3 separate regions of the Homo sapiens genome follow, and regions 2 and 3 are each linked to region 1. Evidence: read pairs that join two places in POLR2A ChIA-PET (ENCODE). Cell type or tissue: HepG2. All regions are shown on one strand.

Evidence for each region. Peaks named below come from ENCODE experiments on the same cell type or tissue, not always from the same donor. Only the 100,000 strongest peaks of a DNase experiment are listed, where the experiment ranks them.
Region 2: POLR2A ChIA-PET joins it to region 1 with 24 read pairs; 10 of 35 experiments call an interaction of 5 or more read pairs at or near these places.
Region 3: POLR2A ChIA-PET joins it to region 1 with 11 read pairs; 15 of 35 experiments call an interaction of 5 or more read pairs at or near these places.

What each region holds. Positions count from the first base shown.
Region 1 is chr2:208,030,943-208,038,942 of GRCh38, reverse strand. It overlaps the pseudogene RPL9P14. Among named protein-coding and RNA genes, the nearest start is that of PLEKHM3, 9.4 kb to the right of the region's middle. RefSeq lists an enhancer at 4,693-4,752. In HepG2, a CTCF peak has its summit at 4,648 (motif pointing right); DNase peaks (open chromatin) are centred at 4,652, 5,002 and 7,052; H3K4me3 peaks cover 489 bases.
Region 2 is chr2:207,743,102-207,751,101 of GRCh38, reverse strand. CCNYL1 (cyclin Y like 1) reads right to left here. Exons shown (of 10, transcript NM_001330218.2): 8 at 3,889-4,055; 9 at 1-145. Among named protein-coding and RNA genes, the nearest start is that of MIR4775, 7.7 kb to the left of the region's middle. In HepG2, a CTCF peak has its summit at 4,858 (motif pointing left); DNase peaks (open chromatin) are centred at 563, 3,031, 3,951 and 4,851.
Region 3 is chr2:207,762,514-207,770,513 of GRCh38, reverse strand. FZD5 (frizzled class receptor 5) reads left to right here and starts at 608. Exons shown (of 2, transcript NM_003468.4): 1 at 608-1,249; 2 at 1,520-7,916. The coding sequence starts at 1,775. The coding sequence ends at 3,532. RefSeq lists silencers at 308-987, 1,328-1,387, 1,798-1,857, 3,364-3,423 and enhancers at 2,215-2,772, 2,773-3,329. In HepG2, CTCF peaks have their summits at 762 (motif pointing left), 2,159, 2,482 (motif pointing left) and 3,614; DNase peaks (open chromatin) are centred at 523, 2,483, 3,603, 4,763 and 2 weaker places; H3K4me3 peaks cover 5,843 bases.

The DNA.
Region 1 (8,000 bases):
CACCCATCACCCACATCATATGCCTCCTAGGAAGAATGATTATATTGAAGCCAACAGGATAAAAGAGCCATTTTCTGTTTCTGGGTTCTAGAAAGACATCCTAGACAAAGAAATAGTCTACTTGGTAAAACTAAAAAGATGCTCCATTTAGTTCTTACTTTCTTTAACTTTGATCTGCAGTTGTTGTTGTTGTTGTTGAGACAGGGTCTCACTCTGTCACCCAGGCTGGAGTGCAGTGGCATGATCTTGGCCTGAGCAACAAGAGTGAAACTCCATCTCAAAAAAAAAAAAAAAGCTCATTTGGGTCTCAGTGTAGTGTTGGGGGAAGATTTTTAGATCACATAAGAAAAGAAAAGAGATGGGGCTGTTAGAGATAGGAGTGGACCTTAGGTAAGATATAAAAAAAAAACAAAAAACAAAAAAACAGGCCAGGTGCAGTGTCTCGTGCCTATAGTACCAACATTTTGGGAGGCTAACGCAAGAGGGTCACTTAAGGCCAGGAGTTTTAGACTAGCCTGGGCAACGTCCTATCTTTGTAAAAAAAGAGAAAGACAAATTTAAATTAGCCAGGTGTAGTGGCCTGATCCTGTAGTCCCAGCTATTCAGGAGGCTGAGGTGGGAGTTCAAGGCTGCAGTGAGCTATGATTGCGCCACTGCACTCAAGTCTGGGCAACAGAGCAAGACCTGGTATCTTAAAAATAAAAAAACAAAAGACATGATGTGTGCTTCATGAAAGGGCCATATACGCAAACCAACCCCCAAATGCAGAAGGAACCAAGAAACCAAAGAACAAGGCAGACAAATCCAGTTTGTCAGTAGAGGGTTATTTACTGGGGAACTTATGGACAAAAGGATGGTCTTGGGCAGCTGCCAGACAGGTAGATTTCCACAGTTTTCTCCCAGATATATACCACAGAGAAAGGGTATATGTGCTTTAGAAGGAATGTATAAGGACAATTGAAGTCCACCTCTCAGGAAAAGGGAAGAATGCTATGTGTGTCATAGCCTAAGGGCAGGATTTGATAACATCAAGGGTGTCTTGGCCTAAGAACAGGATTTACAGACAGTATACATAGATAAAAATAGAAATCTTAGAGGCATTCCCCAGACTGGGGTTAATCAGAAGTCAACATGGCAGATTAGCATCCAAGATGGAGTCACTTTTGTCTCCACAACCAGTTCACCAAAATTTGAACAAGGGAGTGTTCTTTCCAAAATGCTCTTTGCTTGTAGACAAATGAGTATGTTTGCCTTAATTGTCATAGACATTTATTTGATTTCTGTTTGAGTATTGCTCTTAGATCTTAAACTGGAAGGATGACTATATGTCCATCACCTAATAAACATTTTGATGTCTAGTATTCCTTTATCTGAAAAACAAAAAAACAAAATAACAACAAATCCTTAAAAATCACTGTTGAAACCCAAGTATAATTCTGAATCCTGATTGTCTTCAACATTACAAATATAAATTGCTCATTAGATCTTCCTATAGACCATCATTGTGCTTGGTATTGTGAAGAGTAGTAAATATAATTCCTAATCCTACACTTTGTGGCTAGGATTCTAATTCAGATGTCCTGATTCTTTTATTTATTTATGTTTTATTTAGAGATGGGGGTCTTGCTGGGCCAGGCGGGGTGGTTCATGCCTGTAATCCCAGCACTTTGGGAGGCCGAGGCAGGTGGATCACTTGAGGTCAGGAGCTCGAGACCAACCTGGCCAACATGGTGAAACCCTGTCTCTCCTAAAAATACAAAAAATTAGTTGGGCTTGGTGGCATATGCCTGTAATCCCATCTACTCCAGAGGCTGAGGCAGGAGAATCACTTGAATTCGGGAGGCGGAAGTTGCAATGAGCAGAGATCACACCACTGCACTCCAGCCTGGACAACAGAGTGAGACTTGGTCTCAAAAAAAAAAAAAAAAAAAAAAAAGAGATGGGGTCTTGCTATATTGCCTAGGCCAGTCTTGAACTCCTGGCCTCAGCAATCCTCCTAGCTTGGCCTCCCAAAGTGTTGAGATTATAGGCATGAGCCACCGTACCCAGTCACAAATGTCCTGATTCTCAATCCAGTGCTTTTTCTAGTATAACAAAGCCTCTCTTATGACATAAGTACCTTATCAAAATCCCACATATATAAAAGATAAAATATTGCATTAAAAGGGTTGATCCCCAGTAGACCCTCCATGCACTGCCATCAGTCCTGGGCAATCAGCTGTTCTCTGGCTCCCCTCTGGCCTCTTTGGCCTAGAAGGTAGCAACCTGGAGGCCCCTCCTTCTAGATCAGGTACATGGGGCTTCAGAATTCCCTGCCCTGAAAGTTGAGAGCCTGCCTCCGGGCTGCATGGGCCTTTTTCCCAGGGTTTGTCATCCTGGGAGCTGACCCAGCTGTCAGTATGTCGTCATAGGCCTGAGGAGTGACTTCATCTGGGGAAGCAGTCGGTGAAGTTAGGACATGGCCGCTGAGGTGTATGCATACACATGTGGGTCCTTGTGGTGCAGGACAGGGCCTAGGCTGGGAATCTGAGGGCACCCATTTGTTTTCTTCCCCCAATCCTTGTAACTATCAGGGGTGTGCCTGCCATTAAGGACCTGTTCTGGCAAGGTGAAACTTCGCTCTTTGAATTTTTCCTGGCAGTTTAGTTTTGAGCACACGTCAAAGTTTTGTTATACTCTGGCTGCCAGGGCAGTTCAACTTGGTTTTTTTGTTTGTTTTGTTTTTCCTTTTTTATTTTTTTGTGGAGAATGGGGTCTCACTATGTTTCCCAGGTAGATCTCAAACTCTGAGACTCAAGCTATCCTCCTGCCTCTGCCATCCTAAGTGCTGGGATTACAGGTGTGAGCCACCATGCCCTGCTACCAGGGAAGTTCAACCCAAAGATTCACTCTTGGTAGGACATTTTGTAAGAAGGGAAAATAGGTCATCATTTCTGATTAAAGTTCAGTATATTCTTTTTTGTTATTTTTATTTTTTGCACTACTCTGCAATATGATATCTCCATTTTGCTGCATGAAATAACAGATTGTTTGTCAGAGGCCAAATATTACTAAGCACTGTTATTAACTCTCAATATGGGCTGGTTGCGGTGGCTCTCACCTGTAGTCCCAACACTTTGGGAGGCTGAGGTGGGCGGATCACTTGAGGTCACAAATTCGAGACCAGCCTGGCCAACATGGTGAAACTCCATCTCTACTAAAAATACAAAAAATTAGCCGGGCATGGTGGTGGGTGCCTGTAATCCCAGCTACTCAGGAGGCTGAGGCAGGAGAATCACTTAAACCTGGGAGGCGGAGGTTGCAGTAAGCCGAGATCACGCCACTGCACTCCAACCTGGGTTACAGAACGAGACCCGGTCTCAAAAAAAAAAAAAAAAAAAAAAAATCTCAATGTGAATTAACTCATTTCAACAACACTTTGAGGTAGATAATATTATTACTATTATTATGTCATCATCATCCCCATTTTACCTATGGATAAACTGAGGCACAGAGAAGTAAAGTAGTTTGTGCAATCCCTGAAAATTAAAAAGCGGTAGAGACAAGATTCTAACCACAGTGCAATGCTGCTTCTATTCAATCTCCTCTGCTTTTCTACCTCTACTTATCCTTTAGGTCAAGCTCAAACCCTCCCTCTTTATAGAAGCCTATCTGAGCAGCTCCATCTGATTTTCTGGACTTCTGGACGTTCCTTTGCCTTCATCCCTCCCTGGATGTTTACTGTTTGGGACTGCTGGAAATCTTTCCAAATTTGTATCTATTAGCTCTACCATCTAAAAGTGAAAGGTCTCAGAGTATATGTTCCAGGTTGAAAAACATTTTTAGGTGAAAAGTGACTAGATTGACAGTTGAGTAGGCAGATGACTGGTTTCCCATAACAAGTACGGTGGACTCTGTGATGTACTGCCCAGATCCCCCATCAAAAAAGGACTTGTTGCTCCAGCTTCCGGGAGTGCTGTCAGCAGATTACCATCAGTGGCCATTCTTCTTAGGGACTGTCTCAAGTTCATAGAGCCACCTTGCCCTAGAGTGGCCCATATCCAATGACTAAGGGATGTGGGAATATAAAATCCTGGCCATCTGGGTCAGTGGTGTGCTGGAGCCAGCTTCTACTGATTCTTAAGGCTTTAATATGTGCATTTCCAATTCTGTGTTCTGTGATGATACATCCAGAGCTTGAAATTAGGCATGGTAGGGATTTTTATATTGTGAAAATCGGCAAACTCTAACAAATCAGAACTTTTACTTTTTCAGAGTCAGTTTACCAGCACACCACTGTTCTTGGTTCTACATAAAAACTATGCTGAAGCCACATCAAGACTGAGACAGTTTTTCTTTTATAATATTTTAACTTTCTGGACGATTCTCTTGTAATCACCCAATGGCTTCTTCCTGCCCACTGCACAGATAAAATCAATATACTAAGACTGTGGCATTGCAGTAGGGAAAGAGTTTAATTGACATGAGGCTGACTCATGCAGAGGAACTGGAGTTATCACTCCAATCAATCTCCCCAAAGGCTGGAAGACTAAGGTTTTTATGGACAATTTAGTGGACAGGAGGCTAGGGAATGGATGCTGCTGATTGGTTGGGGATGAAATCATCAACGTGTGGAAAAAGCTCCTGGTGCACTCAGTGCGCCTCTAGGTGGGGCCATATGACCAGTTGAGTTATGAGTCACAAATCCAGGTGAGGTCAGTCTGAAACAACTACAAACCCAGTATTCGTTTCTACAACAGTGGTGTTATCTATAGGAGCAAGTGGGGAAGTCACAGATCTTGTGGCCTCCTGGCCACATTACTCCTGGCAGTAAAGGATTATAGAAACTACATCTACATTTTACCAGAGTTCAAGCCCCTTCCATAATCCTATTCTGTGGTCTTTCATTAGTCTTACAAAGGCGGGTTTCTGTCCCTGAGCAAGGAGGGGGCTAGTTTTAGGGAGGGACTATTATCATGCTTGCTTTCAAGTTAAACTATAAACAAAATCCCTCCCAAGGTTATCTTGGCCTATGGCCAGAAATGACCAAAGATAGTTTGAAGGTCAGAAGCAGGATGGAGTCAACTATGTCAGATTTCTTTTACTGTCATAATTGAAACCACAAAGGCAGTTTCACTCATCTTTAAGCTGTTAATGGAGGCCTCTGGATAGTACTGACCATTATACAAGCCACCAAGAGTCAATGAACCTCATACCTAGAGGACAGTGAATTCCTTAGTAAATGCTTGTTTTTTCTGTTTTGTTTTGTTTTGTTTTCCAGATGGAGTCTCACTCTGTTGCCAGGCTGGAGTGCAGTGGCATGATCTCAGCTCACTGCAACCCCTGCCTCCCAGGTTTAAGTGATTCTTCTGCCTCAGCCTCCTGAGCAGCTGGGACTACAGGTGCGCGCCACCACGCCCAGCTAATTTTTGTATTTTTAGTAGAGATGGGGTTCCACTATGTTGGCCAGGATGATCTCGATCTCTTGACCTCGTGATCTGCCCACCTCAGTCTCCCAAAGTGCTGGGATTACAGGCATGAGCCACTGCACCCAGCCAGTAAATGCTTGTTGAATGACCACATTCAAATTGCTCTATTAACGTCTTCTGTAAATTCTATCACTTATTCTTGATCTTTCTAGTTTAAAAAGCCTTGGTAGTTGGTGGTGGGGTGGGAAATCATTGAATAGTTAGCTTTGCTAATGGCTTTTCGCTTTTTTTCTGTTAACTTATTTGTAGAAGTGATAGTCAAAAGAGTTAAAGACATATATGGCCTGGCCATCAACTAATCAAAAAGAATCCTAGGCCACGCACAGTGGTTCACGCCTGTAATCCCAGCACTTTGGGAGGCTGAGGCAGGTGGATCCCCTGAGGTCAGGAGTTCAAGACCAGCCTGGCCAACACAGTGAAACCCCGTCTCTACTAAAAATACAAAAATGAGCTGGGTGTGGTGGTATGCACCTTTAATCCCAGCTATTTGGGAGGCTGAGGCAGGAGAATCGCTTGAACCCAGGAGGTGGAGGTTGCAGTGAGCCGAGATTGCGCCACTGCATCCAGCCTGGGCAACGGAGTGAGACTCCGTTCCCCCCCACCCAAAAAAAAGAATCTTGGCCCTAATGTAAGAGCAGGGCCATTTTGCTCTTACATTAATGAAAGATGGGCTGAAATACCCACCATTTCAGCAAAATAGGGTCAGATATTAATCTTTTGTGTGCTGGATCTTAGGATGTGGGAGGTTTCTTGTAAAGAGACCTTAAGATACTTAGAGTGCTTAGAGACTGAAGCTAGTTACCAACCCATATGGAACTGTTTCAATATTTTAACAGCAGGTATGTCCTTGTGGGTGCCTTCCAGCTGAACAGCAGGTTCATTTATACTTTCAAGGAATAACTCTATTTGTGACTTCAATATTTGACATCCCCTATGCTTTTAATTTACCTAAAGAGACAAAGAACAGTAATTACACTATGTTGGTCTTAATAAATATCCTAATCATTTTTACTTGGGCTTATTTTGGGAGATGGGTGAGGTATACTTGGCTTGCAAATTTTAAGCTATAAATAGCACTAAAAATGTTCTGATTAAGTTTAAAACACTTTTGATGAGGTTTTTGTTTTGTTTCTTGGAAGACAGCATTGTTTTTTTGAATCCTGGTTTGAGCATTACTTTAGTAAATGAAGGCTAAAAGGAAAATACTTAATGAAAGTATATAGTAATGGCACTTCCTCATATGATGTTTAACATTTTTTGAGATCATTTTCTAAGTACCATAATACTTGTGGAGGAAAATGCAAAGATGAACAAGATAGGGTGCCTGCCCTGCCAGGGATGCTGAAGGGGATATGATGGGGGAAATTTTGTATTTGTCAATTAACCTCAATAAAGCTGGGAAAAAAATCAATTAATTAATTAAAAATGGGGAACCTAAAGTTGGAAAAGAAGAGTTTCCAGGAGTGGGTTAAAAAAAAAAAAACAGGCTTTCTTGTTGTTGTTGCCACATCTACTGCAAGAATGAAGACCATTCTCAGCAACCAGACTGTTGACATTCCAGAAAATGTCGACATCACTCTGAAGGGACGCACAGTTATCGTGAAGGGCCCCAGAGGAGGCCTGTGGAGGGACTTCAGTCACATCAATGTAGAACTCAGCCTTCTTAGGAAGAAAGAGGCTCCGGGTTGACAAATAGTGAGGTAACAAAAAGGAACTGGCTACCGTTCAGACTATTTATAGTCACACACAGAACATGATCAAGGATGTTACACTGGGCTTCTGTTACAAGATGAGGTCTGTGTCTGCTCACTTCCCCGTCAACGTTGTTATCCAGGAGAATGGGTCTCTTATTGAAATCTGAAATTTCTTCGGTGAAAAATACATCCCCAGGGTTTGGAGGAGGTCAGGTGTTGCTTGTTTGGTATCTCAAGCCCAGAAAGATGAATTAATCCTTGAAGGAAACAACATTCAGCTTGTTTCAAATTCAGCTGCTTCGATTCAGCAAGCCACAACAGTTAAAAACAAGGATATCAGAAAAATTTTGGATGGTACCTATGTCTCTGAAAAAGGAACAGTTCAGCAGGCTGAAGATCTAAGAGTTGTCCAGCTACAGAAACAAGATGCTGGAAGACTCCTAAGACCTATTTGTGATATTTAAATGATGCAATAAAAGACCTTTGATTTTGGGAAAAAATAGGTGTCTGAACTATAAAATGGGAAGAAAGGGGTATGTGGGAGATAAGTCTGGAAAGGTGAAGTGTCAGTCAAGACACTTGCAGTTGTAAATGTCAGAAACCAACACAAACTCCCTTGAGATAACATGGGATTAATTGATAATAGAACTATAGGGTCTAGGAGGTGAGGTTAAGCTCCAAGCCTGAGGAGATCCTGGGACTCAAGCAAGGTCATTTGCTCTTACTCTCCCACCACACCTTCCAACTCCCCTCACACAAAATCTTCATCCCTCCCTTGGTGTTACTCTCCTCTCTCCTGTCACCCTCCTTCCCTTGTTCTGCAGACAGGCATTCTCAC
Region 2 (8,000 bases), 290 kb after region 1:
TTCTTTGCTAAGAGGAGCAAATAGAAAATTCAGGTTGTTGTCATCTGCTAAGGAGCGAAGGTCAAAGTAGTATTTGGCATAAACACTGGCAGGAACATTAATATTAAACTGAAGAAGCTCCAGAAAATGCCTTTCCATTTCATTCCTGGAGGAGGAAGAACACAACAGAACCAGCACAGGACAATGTCAGTCAACTGGGCTATCTTCAAAAATATCATTCTAAGAGACTAGAATGGCTCTAAACTCTATTTTAAAATATAGGCTACCCAGTTGTATTAACATACTAATGTTCACATAAGGTACAGTTACTTGTGGTCCCTTCTGCATCCCAGCACTCTGGAACTGGGATGAAGGTTGAAGGTTACGGCCTCCGATGCACTTGTGCTGCTGACTCGGGCCTCATTCTTCAGAGTTCCATTAGTGCAGCTGTACAATTCATACTTCACGCTCACTCACAAGGCCCCACTATAGTGATCAGATGAAAGGAATGATGTATGCTGTTTATTAGCTCTGAAGAACTTGCAGACATTTTCACCAGGCTGATAACAGGAAGGGGCTTATTGAAGTAGAGAAGCACCAACAAAAGGAGTAGGCATATCACCACGGCAACAAATGGATCCATCAAGAGCCACTGCTATTATCTCTGAGGGGGAAAAACTCTTGAGGCAACAAGGATTCATCTCAAATAAATAAATAAGCAAGCTACATTACAGGGGAAGGGAATCCCCTCCCCCTGTCCCGGCGCATGAGGCTATGTCAAAGGGCATAATGCAAGTTTCTGCTCACTTTAATATTATGAAGGTGAGAAATTGTCACTATGACAGGGTGAGGATACTCTTTAAACTTTGGAAGGCAGAAAGATCAAAGGTGGATGTCTTGGCTAGACTAAACCCATTTTATGATATGACTTATGGTAGGTCACTGGACTTAAAAACTCAGTGTTTCTTCTGAGTTGGGAATGAAACCCTGAGGTGCTCAGTATCTACCGTCCTGGTCAGAACAGAATGTAGGAGTGAGCTGAATGCAATGGGAGAGGAAAGGGCTGGGAGTAGTAGTCGGCTACATGACCACACAGCTGCCCTTGCCAAATGCTTAAGCAAATAAACATAAAACTAGAGAAAATCTTAACCACTTTCACAGTAATCCCTATAAGGAGTTAACTGTATAAAAATGATAAATACCTAAACAACATATTTGGTTTCTTGGTTTCAAAGTTTTAATATTTTATCCACTGGGTAAGTCAACAAATGCTTGATGATCTCCTGTATGGAGAGCAGTTAATATGAGCAGAGATGTGGTTTTCTCATTTGCTGAGCTTAAAAACCCAACTGAACCTACTTCCAAAATTAATTTCCTGTTCATATGTCCATAAGCCTATAGAAATGTAAATCAGATAATGTTTTGATAATCAGCTAACCAGGACTTAATTTACTACAGCAATAAATGCACTTCACAATCCCTTTTATATTTTTTCCACTAATACATTTTAACTGTGTAGAAATATAGTACTTCATAGGATTAACACACATATTAATAGAGGTTTAATCACTGAAGAAAAGCATTATGCTTACAGAATATGCATCTTCTAGGTTTTTTGTTTTTTTTTAAATGGCTAGGTGGCTGAATAGCATACCCTTTACAGGCACAGCAAACCGTCTGAATAGCAGCTGCTCAGTTTAACTTATTCTTTTAAAGGGAAATATATTCTAACAGGACATGTAGCTGTTGAAAATTTTTAAGAAAAACCTGATAGACACCAATTTAAAATTGTTTCAATTTAGACTCAAAATGAGACCACTACAAATAGTCAACAGCAGGGGGATGAGACAAATGTATATTAAACAGTTTGTTGAAATGCTTTCCAAAGATCATAAACAAAAGCAGCCTGTTTGTAGCATAGCTCCTGGTGCTTCCCTGGGCATACACAAACAGCACTATTTAGAACTGGTCTTCTTGGAGCTGGCCCCTGCCACCACTGCTCCTGAAGCTTACATCTGTAGAAACCTGCACATTTCCCTGCAGGTTCTCTGATACTGTATCTTGAACTAGAGCACCAGTCAGTTCAGTTGCAGGTTTTGAGAACATTTTAGCTGCCATCATGGTAGGGCTAAGTGTTCATAATAATAAATTTTGCTTCCTTCAAGAAACCAGTTTGCAGACGGATGACAGCAGTGATCAAAGTCACTTTAGTTTCTGCAATTTCCAAAAGTACTTCCATTTGTTTCAAATTCATTTGCTGTCACACCCTTTGCTAAAACGGCTACCAGCAATATCACTAGGGCTGTTCGGTAAACAGTAAAGTGGTCAACTTCACCAGAAGCCACTTCAACAGCTACCACAATTACTGGTTCCTTTTTAGTCACAAGTATCCTCACTTCAGTTGTGAATATATGGTATGGTAATTCTGAATGACAGTCATATGGAGTAATGGGCAAAGGCAATAAAAACAAACTCTTGCCACTGCCTGTCATGACCTTGATCTTCCTCTGCTGCTCAACATCATCAAGAGGTGCTCCTTCATATTTTTCTAAATGCCACCCACAAAGCCATTCTCACTGTCTGGTGGGCACCCTGAGAGCCTTTGCTGGAAATGCCTCCCTGGCTCAGCCTGCCTACCAAGCTCCAAGGCCCTTCCCTTCACGGCCGACACGAGGCCAGCCTGGAAGGAACCCTGATGAAGCTGCTGTTTCAGGGTCATATTGGTGCCATCTGTGAGGAACTCCATGACTCAGCAAGGATCCTTGCACTCTCATAGGTAACTCAAGGCCCCCAAAGTGGTGCTGTGGTTGTCCGAGTGCCCAGGGAGCCTCTCGAGTGTGGTGAGCGTTGGATGATGCCCCAGCAGTGCTTCTCAGACCGCCTGAGGGGAACGCTGGAGCTTCCTAACTCAGGAGACCAATTTCTAAATACAAAAAACACTCCTAATGGGGAGGGGTCAGGGGCACAGGGATCTTCATATCTCAAGGCTTCTGTAAAAACAGACCTTCAGATAAAATGTGGAAAGACTAGCAAAAGCAAATATACAATGTGTGACTCAGGTTGAAGCTACGTAACTTCTCAATAGTCCAGAGGCCCTAAGACCTAATAGTGGCCAAACAATTATTTCAAAGGCCAGACATATGCCCTTTAAGGGCTGTTTATACCCTACTGGTCACATGAAAAGATATAAATGAATGAATGAATGAATGAATGAAAAAGAGAAAGGAGCTTGAACTGGCAGATAACTTTTTAAAAGCCATAAAGAGGCCAGGCGTAGTGGTTCATGCCTGTAATCCCAGCTCTTTGGGAGACGGAGGCGGGCGAATCACAAGGTCAGGAGTTCAAGACCAGCCTGACCAACACAGTGAAACCTCGTCTCTACTAAAAATACAAAAATTAGCCAGGCATGGTGGCGCATGCCTGTAATCCCACTGTAATCCCAGCTACTCAGGAAGCTGAGGCAGGAGAATCGCTTGAACCTGGGAGGTGGAGCTTGCAGTGAGCCGAGACTGCATCACTGCACTCCAGCCTAGGCAACCGAGCAAGACTCCGTCTCAAAACAAAAAATAAAATAAAATAAAGATATTTACTGTGCTATGTTGTTCTGGTAGTATACTTGTAAGATTTTTGCCAAAAACCACCCAAAAAATATTTTTCAATTTATCAAGCAGATTATTACACATCAAAACCTACCAAGTAATGATGGAAAATATGAAGTTAGTTTTTTTTTTTTTGAGACAGTCTTGCTCTATTGTGAACTGTTATACTAAAGATAGACAGATATAGTCTTATGCCTATTTCCATTATCTGCATAATGTAACCTTTAAAAATATTCCTTAAATTGTTAACTTTATAGGAATAAGATACTGGAAAATGGTTAGAAAGTTCACCAAAACCTTACAAACTCACATGTCCTCAACTGTAATGTCCTTGAGGATCTGGCAGTAGTCCACATTCCATACAGCCTGATCGTCCCAAACCTTGGAGGCAAGAAGAATGGCTCCCAGAACAATCCTTTTCCAGTTGGTGGGACAAATGTCGATTTCAGCATAAGTTAAAAGCCTTTCTAAGTAAACCTGTAAAATAGAGCACTGGTCTTTGATTTTAGTTCAGTTTAAATGCTTTGATAAGCTTTTTTTTTTTTTTTGAGACGGAGTTTCACTCTTGTTGCCCAGGCTGTAGTGCAATGGTGCGATCTCGGCTCACAGAACCTCCGCCTCCCAGGTTCAAGTGATTCTCCTGCCTCGGCCTCCCGACTAGGTGGGATTACAGGCATGCGCCACCATGCCCAGCTAATTTTTGTATTTTCAGTAGAGACGGGGTTTCTCCATTTTGGTCAGGTTGGTCTCGAACTCCTGATCTCAGGTGATCCACCAGATCCTCCCAAAATGTTGGGATTACAGGCGTAAGCCACCGCGCCCGGCCCCGAAATGCTTTGATAAGAATTCATGACTGACAAATTTCTTTTGTTTTTGACCAGAAAATAAGTGCCTTTTATTCTTATGTTCTACAGAGACTTTGCTTACTCAGCCAAAGCAAGACACTAAATCACAGTTGTAGGTCAGATATCTCTGCTGCCTATTCTGCCCATATACATTTCCCACCCAGTCACAGGAATGACTGGACATCTCAGCAAACAGCATCATCAAGAGAGGCACTCTTATCACCTCCACACCCATAATAGAGTTGTTCAATAAATAATGAGTGCCTACCAGGTACAATGTATCATACTTGCATGGTAGATAGTAATTTTACAGGTAGCTATATTATGCTCAAATATGTAAAACCCAAGTAATACTGAGCACATTTTTACCTTCTCCTTTTCACAGTAACTAACCCTTTTGTGGCACTAGCTTGAAGAACTGCTGGTCAAGAGAGCCACCCAGTGGCTGCTGTGCAGAGCAGCATGACAGGTCTTTAGGCTGTAAAATATTCCCCGTATTCAGTGCCTCCACAAGGAACACAGATGGACAAAAGGATGTCTCTGGACCCCTGGTATTCCTCTAAACCTGCCAAGCAGTTTATGAGACAATTTCATGAATTATTTTACATCTACCAAACATCCTTCAAAGAACTGAGCAAAGTGAACAGCTGAGTAAAGATTTCAGAGGTAAGCTGTAATTTGCTGTTACCTCAAAGGGTTCTCTGTGGAAGAGTATGTCTATATGCTGTTTGAACTCTGTATCAAGACAAAAAGAAATCTTTTTAGGCTGGAGTGCAGTGATGCAATCTTGGCTCATTGCAACCTCTGCCCCCTGGGTTCAAGCGATTCTCCTGCCTCAGCCTCCCAAGTAGCTGAGCACCCGCCAGCACGCCTGGCTAATTTTTGTATTTTTAGTAGAGACGGGGTTTCACCATGTTGGCCAGGCTGGTCTCAAACTCCTGGCCTCAAGTGATCTGCCCACCTCAGCCTCCCAAAGTGCTGGGATTACAGGCGTGAGCCACTGTGCCAAGCCTGAAAAAAGTTCATTTTAACAGAGCTTATTTACTGTCTGAAGGTTATCAGATAGGCAGATCAGATCTGGCAGTGTTCTCCAAACTGGACTGTGTTTTCAAAAATGGATATTGAACATGACATGTTCTTAAGAGAGATTCTGTTCCCTTTCCCCCAAATTCTGCACTCTCAGTATCCTAACAGGGTTCAAATCTCAATGGGAATAATTAGACCACAGGGAAACAACATAGACAATCCCTCAACTTCCTGTTGCCTTTACGGGTAAGCTGGTGATGTGCTGATGCTCACTGATACCACTTGCCCTCCTGTGTCAGTGTGAGAGTTCTTTTCTTCCCACTAAAGCCAACTCCATCAGTGCAGTTGATCCCCTCCCACTTGTGCAGAACACTGTCCCCGCAACTGCGTCTTTTTGAAGGCTTTCTCCTTCTCTGCCAGAGATTTTCCCCAACGTGTTTCCTTTGTTCCCATCCCCCTCCCCACAACTCCCCGGATGTGTCCTCTCATTTGCTCAAAGCATCATGTCCTGGTGTCAGCTTCTCATCTCCCATCTCTCCTTAACCCACTCCTGTTTGTCCCTTGCTGCTGTCACTCTCCTGAGACTCCTCTTGCCAAGGTCCCCAGAGTCTTCACACTTACAAGCCAGAGCTCTTCATCCCACTGCTCCACTCCCCAAGTCTTCCCTAATATTGTACAGGGCATTTCCATTCACCTAGTTGCTGAGACCAAATACCTACATTCAAGTTATCCCACACCAGACTGTGCACAATTCCTGCTATGTCCACCTTCATTGGTAGGCTGCTCGCTTTTGATTCTGAGCTGCCATTTGTCACTGCTCACCTGTATCACCCTCGTTGCTTCTTAACTCTCTTCTCTGCCTCTATTCTGCCAATTATGGCCTACTCTCTTCAAGCCATCAGCATAACTTCTTAAGAGCACTTCACTCCCCTGCTCAAAATCTACCTAAAGTACCCATCAAACTGGAATAAAAACTTCTTCCTGGCCAGGCGCAGTGGCTCACACTTGTAATCCCAGTACTTCGGGATGCCGAAGTAGGCGGATCACCTGAGGTCGGGAGTTCAAGACTAGCCTGACCAACATGGCGAAGCCCGGTCTCTACTTAAAAAAAAAAAAAAAAAATTAGGCGTGGTGACGGGCACTGGTAAGCCCAGGTACTCGGGAGGCTGAGGCAGGGAGAATTGCTTGAACCTGGGAGGTGGAGGTTGCAGTGAGCCAAGATTGAGCCACTGCACTACAGCCTGGGTGACATAGCAAGACTCCGCATCTCAAAAACAAAACAAAACAAAACAAAAAAAACCTTCCTGTGGCCTGCAAGCCAAAAGGCCCTATGTGACCTCAACCTCCTCCACTCTTTCCAACTCACTCCAACCACACGGGACACCTTGCTGTTTGTTCCTTGAACACACACACACACACACACAAAATGTTCCTGTCTAGTCTTGGCACTTGTCTGGCTGCCTGTAATGCCAGCACTCTTTACCTTCTTGCTTTGATCAGGTCACTGCTCAAATGTCACCTCTAGAGAGGTTCTTCCTGATCATTCTATCTAAAATAGTGAGCCCCTCCTGTCACTCTGTATCCCTTTATGCTGCTTCATCTTCTTGCTACTTACCACTACCTGAAAAAATGTCTTCCTCACTAGAACATAAGCTCATAAAGGCAAGAACTTTGTTCAATCTGCCTCTCCTCTACTCTAGCACTTGGTAGCTCACGTCTGTAATCCCAACACTCTGGCAGGATCACCTGAGGTCAGTTCTGAGACCAGCCTGGGCAACATAGCTAGACTCTAGTTCTACTAAAAAATTAAAACAAAACAAAACAAAAACAAAAACAAAAACAAAAAACAAGAATAGTGGCACAGAGTAGGCACCCAGTGAATATTTACAGAATCAGAAACTTCTTGGCAGCATTTAACACTGGGACCATAGCCTCTCTTATCTTGATCTCTGTTCTTTTATTACCTTCTCCTGGGTTTCCTCCTTCCACTCCATCTGGGAGCTTGTCCCTCAAAAATGCTAACAGTCTTTAGAGATCTATCTTCTATCCACTTTCTTTTCTTTTTTTAGAGATGGGGGTCTTGCTATGTTGCCCAAGCTGGACTCAAACTACTGCACTCAAGTGATCCTCCCACCTCAGCCTCCCCAGCAACAGGGACTACAGGTGTGCACTACCATGCCTAGCTTCTCCACTTTCATTCTGCAACCTTTCTCTGTATTTGAACAGCTACTATAACTCTTCATTCCTTACCTCTAAGCTCAGATTCATGCTCCAGTCCGGTACATTCAAATGATTATTGGACACTGTCACTGCTACCTCACAGGCACATAGAGCTTAAACCATCTAAAATGAACTCCCCTCTTCCTGTACAGCTTCCTCTCCTGTATCACCTGTCTCTCTACATCTGGAAGCACCACTCCTGCTTCTCTACAGTATGTGCTAAGTGTTCCAAATGGCTTACAGCTCCATGAAAAGGCCTAAGTCTGATCCAGTACCCACTGAGGGGCTTCTATTCAAGTGCACAGAAGCCTTCTCTCCTAAATTCCAATTG
Region 3 (8,000 bases), 270 kb after region 1:
TGCACTCCAGCCTGGGAGACAGAACAACTCGTCTCAAAAAAAAAAAAAAAAAAAAAGGATGTAACCGATTAACACTTTGTTGGGCACACAGTAAAGGGCTCAGTAAGTATCCTCTCTTCTTTCACACAGTTCCAAGACAGCTCGGAAGGGAGACAGCCACGCCTAAGAGTGATTCCTTGAGCAGTTCTTTCAAAGAAGCACTGAACTCTGTAAGGACGCTTAGCTGCAGGCAGAAAGGGCAGGGGCCCTGGGAGCAAAGGTGCATAAGCCAGGAAGTTACAGGAGCGAGTCCTGCACCCAGGGCGCGGGCAGAGAACTCCGGAGGGACTTCTGGCAAGGGCTTCCCGCCCGGGTGCCCAGAGCGGCATGATTAGCATTCGCCCCGCCCCCATCTCCTCCAGGCCCGCGATTGGTCAGCGCTCCTTGGCTGCCCGCTCCTGGCGGGGCCAGAGGGCGCCGGGGGAAAGGCCGAGCCCGCGGGGCAGTGGGCGGGGACGCGCGGAGAGCTTGGCGAGGCGGCCCACCAACCGCGCCCGGGCCTGAGGGGGCGGAGCCGGGGCGGGGCTTCCCGGCGGGCATTAGAAGCAGGTGACCCGGGCGGGGCGGGAGAGGGCAGCCAGCCTGCGGCCGTGAGTCCGCTGTGGTCGCCGCCGCGCGCGGTTCCGTGCTCGCCAGAGGTGGGCGAAAGGGTGCGAGAGCGCGGGGGAGGAGCCGAGCAGGGCACGTCCCGAGAGCGTCGCCACCGCCCCCAGGAGTCCACTGGAGCGCGGAGCCCCCTGCAGGGGAGGAGGCGAGCGGCGGGCGGGACGCGGCGGCCGGCGCTCACCATGCAGTCCCGGCCTGGCCAGCGCCGGCTGCTCGCGGTGCTGTGAGGCGGCGGGGTCCCACGGCCCCCGCCTCCCGCCTTCCTCCCGCCCAGGTGCTGCCAGGCGCGCTCGCCCTCCGTCCGGCTCCCGGCCCCGGGGAGAACGCACGGCCTGCCCCTGCCCGGCTCCGTCTGGATCATGCGGGGGGCTCCCGAGGAGGAGAGGGCGAGTGACCGGCCTGCGCCGCCCCTGTTCTGGGGGCGCCCCCCACTCTGAGTCGCCCCCACCTGCTGCCATGTGCCGCTGCCACGGGTACCCAGCCTGTCGCTAAACTTTCCGGGCGCCAGCCCGGCTCTGAGTCGCGCTTCTCAGCGGAGTGACCCAGGGACGGAGGACCCAGGCTGGCTGGGGACTGTCTGCTCTTCTCGGCGGGATCCGTGGAGGTGAGAACCTTCCCTTTCTCCCTGTTCTTCTCCCGTTTCCTGTGCCCTTTTCCGGGAAGCTGAGGGTTCTGGTCTCCGGGCACTGCCTGAAGGGCCCAGCTTGGAAAGAGAGGGTGGGGGAGTCGGTAGTTTGGTTACAGGAGGCGGAGCGGGGAGGAAAGGAAAGGGGTTAACTTAAGAGATTTGGAGACAGCTCGCGGGGACCGAACTGTTGACGCCTCTCCAACAGGGAGTGGTTGCAATCTTTCTTCTCCCCCTTCTTTTTTAAAGAGTCCTTTCCCTGGAATCCGAGCCCTAACCGTCTCTCCCCAGCCCTATCCGGCGAGGAGCGGAGCGCTGCCAGCGGAGGCAGCGCCTTCCCGAAGCAGTTTATCTTTGGACGGTTTTCTTTAAAGGAAAAAGCAACCAACAGGTTGCCAGCCCCGGCGCCACACACGAGACGCCGGAGGGAGAAGCCCCGGCCCGGATTCCTCTGCCTGTGTGCGTCCCTCGCGGGCTGCTGGAGGCGAGGGGAGGGAGGGGGCGATGGCTCGGCCTGACCCATCCGCGCCGCCCTCGCTGTTGCTGCTGCTCCTAGCGCAGCTGGTGGGCCGGGCGGCCGCCGCGTCCAAGGCCCCGGTGTGCCAGGAAATCACGGTGCCCATGTGCCGCGGCATCGGCTACAACCTGACGCACATGCCCAACCAGTTCAACCACGACACGCAGGACGAGGCGGGCCTGGAGGTGCACCAGTTCTGGCCGCTGGTGGAGATCCAATGCTCGCCGGACCTGCGCTTCTTCCTATGCTCTATGTACACGCCCATCTGTCTGCCCGACTACCACAAGCCGCTGCCGCCCTGCCGCTCGGTGTGCGAGCGCGCCAAGGCCGGCTGCTCGCCGCTGATGCGCCAGTACGGCTTCGCCTGGCCCGAGCGCATGAGCTGCGACCGCCTCCCGGTGCTGGGCCGCGACGCCGAGGTCCTCTGCATGGATTACAACCGCAGCGAGGCCACCACGGCGCCCCCCAGGCCTTTCCCAGCCAAGCCCACCCTTCCAGGCCCGCCAGGGGCGCCGGCCTCGGGGGGCGAATGCCCCGCTGGGGGCCCGTTCGTGTGCAAGTGTCGCGAGCCCTTCGTGCCCATTCTGAAGGAGTCACACCCGCTCTACAACAAGGTGCGGACGGGCCAGGTGCCCAACTGCGCGGTACCCTGCTACCAGCCGTCCTTCAGTGCCGACGAGCGCACGTTCGCCACCTTCTGGATAGGCCTGTGGTCGGTGCTGTGCTTCATCTCCACGTCCACCACAGTGGCCACCTTCCTCATCGACATGGAACGCTTCCGCTATCCTGAGCGCCCCATCATCTTCCTGTCAGCCTGCTACCTGTGCGTGTCGCTGGGCTTCCTGGTGCGTCTGGTCGTGGGCCATGCCAGCGTGGCCTGCAGCCGCGAGCACAACCACATCCACTACGAGACCACGGGCCCTGCACTGTGCACCATCGTCTTCCTCCTGGTCTACTTCTTCGGCATGGCCAGCTCCATCTGGTGGGTCATCCTGTCGCTCACCTGGTTCCTGGCCGCCGGCATGAAGTGGGGCAACGAGGCCATCGCGGGCTACGCGCAGTACTTCCACCTGGCTGCGTGGCTCATCCCCAGCGTCAAGTCCATCACGGCACTGGCGCTGAGCTCCGTGGACGGGGACCCAGTGGCCGGCATCTGCTACGTGGGCAACCAGAACCTGAACTCGCTGCGCGGCTTCGTGCTGGGCCCGCTGGTGCTCTACCTGCTGGTGGGCACGCTCTTCCTGCTGGCGGGCTTCGTGTCGCTCTTCCGCATCCGCAGCGTCATCAAGCAGGGCGGCACCAAGACGGACAAGCTGGAGAAGCTCATGATCCGCATCGGCATCTTCACGCTGCTCTACACGGTCCCCGCCAGCATTGTGGTGGCCTGCTACCTGTACGAGCAGCACTACCGCGAGAGCTGGGAGGCGGCGCTCACCTGCGCCTGCCCGGGCCACGACACCGGCCAGCCGCGCGCCAAGCCCGAGTACTGGGTGCTCATGCTCAAGTACTTCATGTGCCTGGTGGTGGGCATCACGTCGGGCGTCTGGATCTGGTCGGGCAAGACGGTGGAGTCGTGGCGGCGTTTCACCAGCCGCTGCTGCTGCCGCCCGCGGCGCGGCCACAAGAGCGGGGGCGCCATGGCCGCAGGGGACTACCCCGAGGCGAGCGCCGCGCTCACAGGCAGGACCGGGCCGCCGGGCCCCGCCGCCACCTACCACAAGCAGGTGTCCCTGTCGCACGTGTAGGAGGCTGCCGCCGAGGGACTCGGCCGGAGAGCTGAGGGGAGGGGGGCGTTTTGTTTGGTAGTTTTGCCAAGGTCACTTCCGTTTACCTTCATGGTGCTGTTGCCCCCTCCCGCGGCGACTTGGAGAGAGGGAAGAGGGGCGTTTTCGAGGAAGAACCTGTCCCAGGTCTTCTCCAAGGGGCCCAGCTCACGTGTATTCTATTTTGCGTTTCTTACTGCCTTCTTTATGGGAACCCTCTTTTTAATTTATATGTATTTTTCTTAATTTGTAACTTTGTTGCATTTTGGCAACAATTTACCTTTGCTTTGGGGGCTTTACAATCCTAAGGTTGGCGTTGTAATGAAGTTCCACTTGGTTCAGGTTTCTTTGAACTGTGTGGTCTCAATTGGGAAAATATATTTCCTATACGTGTGTCTTTAAAAAAAAATGTGAACAGTGAACGTTTCGGTTGCTGTGACTGGGAAGTTGTTGGGTGTGCTTTTTCAGCCAGCTTCTCCTTCCACTGCTTAAAGTGTCCATGATTCTTTAAGGTGAGCTGCAGTTTATAGCCCCAGGTCATACCTAGGAGGGGAGCATAATGAGCTCAGGGCCTCCCCAAAGTGACAAGGTTAGGGAGTGCTTAGCGGTTTTGTGTTCAGCCTTAGCTTTGTTTATAGAGGGAGGTTCAGTTTCTTTTCTGTAGTGCTTGTAATAATTCTCACTCCTAACAGCACCATCGTTGTGTCTTGAATAAGTTAGAGGTAGCATTATAGAGGATCTGGCATAAATATTTGCAGTAGTGAGAGCCTAAGCGATGGTGATTGGTGGAGCTTGAATTTTAGGCTGGTGAGATGGCAGCTTTGTGCCTGAGAGGTAGTGGGTGGTTCTTAAGCTTCAGTGATCCCCTTTTTTTTTTTTTTTTTTTTTTTTTAAGGAACTTGTGTTATAATTTTGGTAAAAGTATAAACCCACTCCCTCTGGACAATACTTAGCGACAGTTGCTAAAGGGGGCTCCTTTTTAAATGTAAGGACTGAAATGGATATACTTCTAATAAGTAAATTTCCAACACTTATTTGCTCCACCCCCTCCCCCCTCCCCCCTCCCCCTTTATCATGTTAAACAGCCTTTTTGCTTTTCTTATTCCTCCTCTCCTGGAGAGCTGTGATTAGAAACCACACCCACCCTTGAATGAAGTGCTTGAACTGGGGGAGGGAGGCTGGCTACCTGTGAACAAACATTGGCCCAAATAAGGGAAAATAAGTGTTCCTGGACTTTGGACTAGTTTATAGCCAGATATTCCAAGAGCAGCAAGACGTTGCTCTCTGCCGTCTCTGAAAACAAAAGAGATGCATAACATGCTTGCACAACCTTTTAAAATATAGATCAGTATAGTGCTACCTCTATAGTTTTCTTCCTCTTCTGAGAAAGCCTGTATATTGATGATCACACACACACACACTTTGCAATTAGAGAATTTGGTTTGCTTTACTAATCTGTTTAACTATTCCTTCATTCATTATGAACGCTTATATTGATGAACATACACACAGAGGTTTCTTTGCTATTAGAAAATTCTGTTTGCTTTCCTAATCTGTTTAAGCATTCATTCATGAAGAGTGTGGGGCCATTACTGGGGAAGGGGGGTGACAGTGCCTCAGCCAGCAAAATACCAATGACCAGGATTGGGGACTAAATTTAGGAAGCTAAAATGGCCAGAGCAATTAACATTTGAGAAAATCCTGTCTAGGAAAACAACTTGAGTGTAGGCATTTGTAATTCACTTATACCAAAGTTGGAAAAGTAAAATTTAAGCCTAGGACAATTTTTACTTCATGGATGTTAAATAGACAAATGCATAGTTCCCAGGGGGAATTTAAACACTTTACTGGTGGGAAGAAACCTAGTATTAAAGTTGTAAGGACTCTCAAAAACTTCACATTTATTAAAATGCACTGCTCTTACCCAATTTATCCTCTGAATTAAAATTTCAGTGGATTCTACAAAACCTCGTACAAATAGCTACAGAACTTTGTGCCTATTTTATTCCTCTATTTATTCTTCTAGGAAGAAGCCTCTTCCTAGAATCTTGAAATAGATCCCTTGACTGAATGCCAATTCCTCTCCTGTTTTTCAAATGAGAGAACCTTTTCTGATCACCTTGACCTTTTCCCTCATTTCATATGTCTTCCCAGAAAGTAGACAGACTGCTCTGCTGCCTTCAGTCATTGTGCCTCATTTGGGTTGTCCCTCCTTCTTTGTGGAGAAATCTGGAAATGATGCACAGTGTATCCAAAAGTTGTGGGATGAAGTGGATGAAAGTGATTTAATTCATTTTTAGAATTTTTTTTTGTTTTGTTTTAGCAACATGCTGAACAACTAATTTACTTTAAAAATAAGCCAGTTAAAACAAAGGACGCTAAGCCCAAGTGGGGGGCAATATTAGTCAGGATCTTTGGGGTCTAATTCCAGACCAACTTTCAGAAGCACTTCTTTGTCTCTGTTCTCACCTCTGCTGTCCCTCTCTTCCCTCATCCCCTAAGAGAGACAAAGATAAAAGCCCACCTGCATCCCTAAGTCTTACTGAGATCAGCCACCCCAGGGGAGAGAAACTGGATCTACTTACAGCCACCCCCTGTTTCCATCCATATAGTTACTTCCCCCAATTTGCATGTGATTATGGAAACAAGTCATGCTCATGAAAGCAACTGTAAAATAAAAGGTTATGGAGTAGTTCAGCAACTTCTTCACAGCCAGCTTTGTGGAGCTGGGGAGGACTTAGGGCCCATTGGAGTCTCTTATGTGTACAGCTTCAGGGCTGTCCCTTTCAGTTTGATTTTAAGCAATGCCTCACTTCATAGCTTAGGGGGTAAGGATTCCATTCAGGTAGGTTGTCTAAAGGAACTAATGGGACCTCTCAGTGAATTAGCTGACCAGATTTTAGGAAATCTTTTTAATTTCTATGATTTTCCTTCTCACATTTTGAAATGGTAAAATTGACTGGAAATAATTTTTCTTGGTGCCTTATTGGTTTTCCTTGCAAACCTTTCTCATATTTTCTCATGACCATTGCCAGTGACCAAGGCCCATGTGTGTGTTGTGTGTAATTGTGGGCATGTACAAGCTTAAATAACGTGCCGACAGCACTGTTTCAAAGTTGGTATTCATTAGGCTGTTGCCTCCTGGGCTGGAGCTGCGCTAATCCTGACACCGGCTGCCAGGAGAAAACCTCATGGATCACACACCAAACCTTAATAACAGCATCCGTGACCTGCACTCTCCAGTACAGAATGGGAACCCCAGAGCTAGGAAATGTAGTTGTATATTTTAATGAACTGCTACCCCAGCCAAAGAAGCTTCTTTCACTTTTGTGCTCTACAGAAAGCCCAAGGGGGGTAGGAGGGACAGAGCTTTGAATAACTGCTTTCTAACACTAAATGTGGCCAACAGGACAGAGCACATCACACGTATAGGCAGGTGTGAGGGACAGTGGCTAAGAATTGCCTGCTCCCTCTGCATGCTCTTTCTTGTTTCCAAAGTCCAATCAAGTGATCCTGGGAAACAAATCTGTCTGGATTGCGGAGGGTGGTTCTGAAAGAACTGCCAAGACGTTAAAGAAGGGTGAAGAGTAGGCAGAATATAAGTAGCTAACCTGAGTCAAGACTCTCAAAAGCTAGCAGCCTGATGACAATAGGATTTATTTCAGCCAGGATAGTGTCTGTCTGTGAGTGCATCATTTTAAGACAGTATGACTTCATGTTGTTACAAACTATGTATAGTATGTATGTTTTGTGGGTTGTATATATACATAATATATATTATATATATATATGAGAGATTTGGTGACTTTTGATACGGGTTTGGTGCAGGTGAATTTATTACTGAGCCAAATGAGGCACATACCGAGTCAGTAGTTGAAGTCCAGGGCATTCGATACTGTTTATGATTTCCATATATGTATAGTGCCTATCCCATGCTGTAGTCACTGTTATGTTAAATCCAGAAGTTACACTAGAGCCAGCGATACTTTATTTGTAGACAATCAATTTGAATCCATATGTTATTACTGGCAGATGATACATGATTACAGTTCTGAATCTGTAACACTTACAAAAGGAAACCCAGAGCAGCTTGATGAGTTTTTGTTTCTGCTTCGTTCCTGGGAGTCAGTAGAAACAGCAGTTGTATGTGGTTATGTTAGTCTCAAGATACTTAATTTGTTGACCTTACTTCAGAAAAATTTTGTATGTATTATATTTGTGGGAAGGTAAAATAATCATTTGAGATTTTTATCAAATATGAAGATTAGTTATTTATGAAAAACAAAGAAATGTCTATTTTTCTTTGTTCCCAATTAATGTAGATAAATTTTAAAATGCATTAAAGTAATGGTAAAGACAATAAAAAGATGCTGTAGAAGTCTTTTTCTCCTCATGTTTTTATAGAGAGACATTGCTTTCTAAGAGTATTCGAGGAGATAATACGGATTCT